Regions from separate parts of the Homo sapiens genome. Here region 1 is linked to region 2. A link is an interaction called in ENCODE POLR2A ChIA-PET data of the cell type or tissue named here. Cell type or tissue: Panc1. All regions are shown on one strand. Each heading gives the region's core, and the rest is flanking DNA. Links, peaks and the distances in the headings are about the cores only.

The links. Peaks named below come from ENCODE experiments on the same cell type or tissue, not always from the same donor. Only the 100,000 strongest peaks of a DNase experiment are listed, where the experiment ranks them.
Region 1: POLR2A ChIA-PET joins it to region 2 with 8 read pairs; 1 of 35 experiments calls an interaction of 5 or more read pairs at or near these places.

Annotation. Positions count from the first base shown.
Region 1 is chr11:9,955,347-9,958,273 of GRCh38, forward strand. All of the region lies in intron 16 of SBF2 (SET binding factor 2), which reads right to left. It also overlaps the pseudogene GLULP2. Among named protein-coding and RNA genes, the nearest start is that of LINC02709, 200 kb to the left of the region's middle. In Panc1, for the core only: no CTCF peak of the experiment used is centred there; no DNase peak of the experiment used is centred there; H3K27ac peaks cover 2,036 bases.
Region 2 is chr11:10,147,720-10,150,646 of GRCh38, forward strand. The region is part of intron 2 of SBF2 (SET binding factor 2); the gene reads right to left. Among named protein-coding and RNA genes, the nearest start is that of SBF2, 150 kb to the right of the region's middle. In Panc1, for the core only: no CTCF peak of the experiment used is centred there; no DNase peak of the experiment used is centred there; H3K27ac peaks cover 936 bases.

The sequences.
Region 1 (2,927 bases), core at 268-2,767, 190 kb before region 2:
GATTCATATCTACTTTATGTAACTTCCCTTTTGCCTACTTAGCAATATATAAGAAATTTTTCCATATCAGTACATATATAGATGTACTTGTTTCTATTTAGTAGCTGAACAGTGTTCTAAAGAAGAGGTGCACCATATTTAATCGCTAGCCAAATGGTAGGCAGTTAGGCTGTTTTTGATTTTTGCCATTATAAAGTATTATATCTACTGTCTCATACTCTAAAGAATGTATATCCAGTAAAAGTGAATCATCCCCTAACTTGGCAATTAACTTATACAATCTACAAAATGTTTGAAGTGAGTTTGAGAAGATAAATATGCCCTGTAAAGAATCTAATAGCAGTCAGTACTTTAAGACATAAAATATACATAAGCTATAAGGTTATGAAGAATGATACAATGAACACCCATGTACCTAAATAGTATATTATCATTACATTGGAAGATCCCCATGTTTACTGCCCCTCCTCTGTGTCCCGCAGAGGTAATTTTCTTAAATATTTTGTTTCTTATTACCTTAGTTTTAAAAAAATACTTTTACCACGTATGTTTGTATCATTAGATTAAATATCCTTAAATAGTATATAACATGCACTTGAATTTTGTAAAGTGGATCCATATTATAGTTGAATTGTCCTTTTTTTTCTTTTTTCCTTTTTATTTTTCTGTAACTCATGACAGTGCTGAATTGTCTTTTTATTTTTGTACAGAATTATCTTCTTTAAGATTCATCTACATCATCCTTTGTAACTGCAGTTCATTTATTTTCTCTGATATATAATATTCTAGTGTAAGAAGATATAAGTTATCCATTCTAGTGTTGGTTGGCATATGAGTCATTTCAAGTTTTCTGCTATTTTGAACAATCTTGCCATTAACATTTTTGTACATGTCTCTTGATGTATGTGGGCAAGAGCTCCTCTAGGAAGGAAATCACTAGGTGATAGAGTACGCTTCATATGCAGCTTTATAAGATAATGACCAATAATCTTATTTCTCATATCTTATTAAAATTTCTAAAGTAGCTATACCAACTTACACGTTCACTAGCAGAGTTTATATACTCTATTTGTTCCATACATTTGTTTGATATTATCAGACTTTTTAATTCTTGCCAGTGAGTGTAAAAGGCTCTGCTTATAGTTTTAATTTGCATTTCTTCAATTATTGACACAGATCATCTTGTTATACACTTATCATCCAAGTGGGTTTCCTTAACTCTTTTTTTTTTTTTTTTGGAGATCTTATGTTAGGCTGATTTATAAGTGCTGCTCTGGGCAGTTACACAATTTGTTTATAGTAAGGAGTTGTCTGACTTTGAGCATACTGTACTTGGCGATTAGAAGTCATCATGGCAAGAGAAAACCACAGCTGGCCCCCTGAAGCAAACACAAAAACCAGAGAATGGTAGCGGAAATGTAGAGATAAAGGTGGGGTTTGTTTCTTATTACAAAAGAAAAAAATAACTGCTCAGTAGTCTTAACAAAAGAATGGAATATTTCACACTGGGAGAAAAGACATTGGGATACAAAATTTCAAGTGTTTTGACTCTAGCCCTGTCCCCATATCCTTCAAGAGCAGAGGCAGAAGGAGACAGTTAAAGCAAACAGGCAATTCTGCAAAAATTACTTAGAAACTCTACAGATTTGATTAAAATCTAAACTTCTATTTTGTTTTTTAAAAATTTAATATATCAAAAGTCCTGCTTTAGTGACATGTTATTCCCACCAGAAAATAACCCCAATATTCCCTCTGTCAGTAACATGCTCAAGTTGACCAGCTAACTCTTACCTCTAAACCCATGTGGACAAGTATATGTCTTTTAAACCAAAGCCATGGGGATCAAGTGACTGCTAGTAACATGTCGTCTGTTAACTGACCAGTATTCGTCTTCTCCAGAGGGTGGGCAGGGCACAGAAACCCTAGAGTGGTCATGAAGGACTAACCGCAAATCAACAACTTTCAAGCACCACTTCCCTCACTCCTTACTCAAAAGGGGCTACTTAATTTCTGTCTAGATTATTTGCTTTGAATTTGGTATCCCGTGACCTGTATGTTGTTTCTCCCTTAGCAAAACACACATAAGCCACAAAACTATATATATAATCTTCTTGTTTTTATTTTTTTTTTTGAGACAGATTCTTGCTCTGTCGCCCAGGCTGGAGTGCAGTGGCATGATCTCGGCTCATTGCAACCTCCAACTCCTGGGTTCAAGCGATTCTCCTGCCTCAGCCTCCTGAATAGCTGGGACTACAGACGCCTGCCACCATGCCCGGCTAATTTTTTGTATTTTTAGTAGAGTCAGGGTTTCGCCATGTTGGCCAGGATGGTCCCAATCTCCAGACCTCGTGATCCACCTGCCTTGGCCTCCCAAAGTGCTGGAATTACAGGCATGAGCCACTGCACCCGACCCTTGTTTTTACATTTAAATATAAAAACACTACTCTGTTTTGTGTGATAAATAGAGGACCAAGCAAAAAGAACCTCTTCTTCTTTTAAGGTAGGGATATCCATCAGTTTATACTAAGCTTTGTGTTCAGAGGAGAGCATTTCACCCCAAGCTAGGCTAGTCCCACACAAGCAGGAGACCAAGGGCATTCTCCTCCCTGATCCCCAACCCCTACCTTCTCTCCTAATCCCTACTTTTGTAGAAAGTTGGTTATAATCTTTTAAGAAACATTTCCACCACAAAGGGAAATCCTAACCTAACCAGAATAAGTCAGGTCTTCCCCTCTCAGGTCCCTCAAAGAAAAAATCCCCCTCCTTCAAACATGCAGTCTGTTCCGATAGCTACGCTTATTGAACAGGCACACCCCGTTAAATGGAAGCAGTGGTTATGTTTCACCACCCAGCTCCCCACTAATGTACTAAAAAGCTTCAGTGATAGGGAAAGAAAAGGAGGGTAAAGATGTGAAGAAATTAATAAT
Region 2 (2,927 bases), core at 275-2,774:
AAAGTTTAAAATATATATATTTATTCCACAACTACTACAAATTCTATAATCTACTAGTGATAAATAACAGTGAATAAGGCAGAGTTTGTGTCTGGTTCTTAAAACACTATTGTCCATCAGAATGAAATTAAGTAAGTAATTATGGTAAAATACAAACCCAATAAATAGCAGCTACTAGAAAAAGTTACTTATAAATGTTCTCAGCTTCAGATTCCTAAATCTCTAAAACAGGAATAACATTCACTTCTGATAAGTAACTATAAACAGCAAATAAGATGACAATGTGCTAAATGCTTAGCATGGTACCTAAAACACTGTAAATAATCAAGAAATGTTATTTTCTAAAAGTTATCAAAATAGTATAAATGTAAAATATTGATTTTTATATTTGTGCTTTACTATATAATACGAAGTTTACTGCTATAACCCAAATCTCAATGCCTTAACCCAATGAAAGTCTAATATTCATTAAATAATAATTTGGGGGTGGCGGTGAGCAGGAGTATCGCAGTAGAGAGAGAATACTTGGTACATGGTCATTTAGGGAACTAAGTTCCAAAAATCCTGTGAGATCTACTTTTGAGGACATAATTGAAAGGGAAAAGAAAGCAAACCCTACATTTGCCTCGAAATGACTTCTGCTCATATTCCATTGACAAGGCATAGTCACATAGCCTCCATACATGGGGGCTATCTGAGTCTATCTGTATGCCCCAAAAGAGCAAAGAGAGAATCTAATTAGTTTCTGGAACAATCCATTATTTAACTCACTAAATACCTATTTTTTTTTTAATTCTTCCTCCCAGATATAGAATGCACTCAAGCTCTCCACTAGGAAGATTACCAAAGGTCCCAGCCAGGACAAAATCTAGGATCTCCAGTTCATACATAATCTTCTTCATCAGATGTAGATGTCGCTCTCCATGTCCCCACAACATACGCCTTAAAGAGAAGATATCTGTCCTGTCTCCCTCTGTACAAAACACATACCATGGGGAAACAGAGAAAGGATCACCGCATTTAGAAATGCAAAAAAAAAAATGGAAAATATTCAGTGGTTGCTAATCTGTAGCATTATGAAATCCCACTGGATGTATGAACATTGTGAAGGAAGAAATTCCTTGTTAAGGCCCTAATTTTGTTCTCCAGGAGAAACTCCCTAGTCCTTTGTTGTTCTCCATGGCTCCTGGCTTCACCCTCTATGGGTTTTCCTTGCCTGTTATCTCCCGTGGCCACATATGAAGTTGGTGTTGAGAAGTATGCCACTTGAGGACAGCTTTTAGGGCTCAATGAACAGTCACATGCCTTCTAAGGCCAAGTTCCAAGTTTCTCTAGCAACAAAATTCCATCAGAATCATAGCAGCTTCCAGTCAGATCCAAATGCTAATAACCAACTCCAAAATTACTTTTTATCATTCTCAAATCTGCTTTATTTTTTTGCTTCTTTTCCCAATGTCTCATCTCTCTGTTAATTTACTGGTGGCTACTCTGACTTTTCAGGCTCAAGAAAGCCACACATCTTAATCTGACCATTATATCAATGTGTAGCCACTCGGCTACACGTAAGACTGAGAAGTCTTATGGGGTCTTTTTTGCTCAAAGCCTTCTTAAAATCCATCTTTTATTTTTGAGAGTTTAAAAACAGTCATTTTTTCCAATTCTGAATTTCTGGTTATTATTTTCTTTCACTCCTGTAAACCAAACAATAGTTTCCTAAACTCATCTCTTCCTTGACTACATTTGGCAAGGTAATGCAATTACAATGAACACACACTACTAACAACTTCTTTTCTTAAACCTTCAATCTTGGTAGAAACATGAAATGGCCTCCAAGTTGCCAAAGGTAAGAGTTTTACAAACATTCATCACATGACATAGATTTCTAGCCATCCCAATATGCTGTATGTGTTCCTCACTGCCCAACCCTTAGGCCAATGTCATATACTTTGGGATCTTGTTACAGTAGCAACACAATTCAAAATGTCAATTTCTATGTTGATCAGGGTAAGTAACTCTCTCTGCTGTAACAACTAACTCCAAAGCTTCAGTGGCTTACACAACAAAAGTTTTCCCTCTTATGTCACAATCAATTTGGGACAGGGAAAGATGGTCTTTCACTATGTGACTCAATGACATTTTGTCTACTAGTGTCTATCCTAGGGCCTTGGAAACTCCCACTAAATATTCCTCAATGAGGAGAGTATGGAAAGTTTTGAAGGAAATTTTAGGGTTAGTTCTAAACGTCATGCTCATTATTTTCATCCACATTCTACTCTCGAGAGCTAGTATCATGGCCCCACCTAATACAAGAGGAAGTACGTCTAACAGTATGCCACAGAAGAGAGAAAATGGTTATAATAGAATAACCACCCAGTCTCTGCCATATCTGTATCCTTGAACAAAAATTGCATACTCTTATCTATGCCAAAATCCAAAACTATCTATCATTTCAAGCAGACCCTTCTCAGCCCACAGATGGAGAATACTAAATAAATGAAGTCCATAGGTTCATTTAGTTACTCTAGTATATAAAGTATAATTCTGATATAACCATATGAACTTAATCCAAATCAAATATTTCGTTGTCATTCTTTTAAAGATAAATTATCTTAGTCATGATTGGATAAAATTTATGACAGAAAACTCATTACTTTTTCAGGGGCGAAACACTATTTTCATTCCTGACCAAATGTCAACATAAAAGATTAAGATGAACAAATCAAGATCTATTATTTCTGGAGAATGGGATTACTGATGGAAGAGGGGGTACTTAAATGGAAATATAATAATTTAATATTTAAATTTACTTTGAAATGTTTTAAAATCTATTTCAAAGAAAAAAATTGTTTTGTTACAATAATCTGTCTTGTTTAAATAAGTAACAATATTTTATTGACTAGAAATCAACCCCAAAAGCTAGTTTTTAA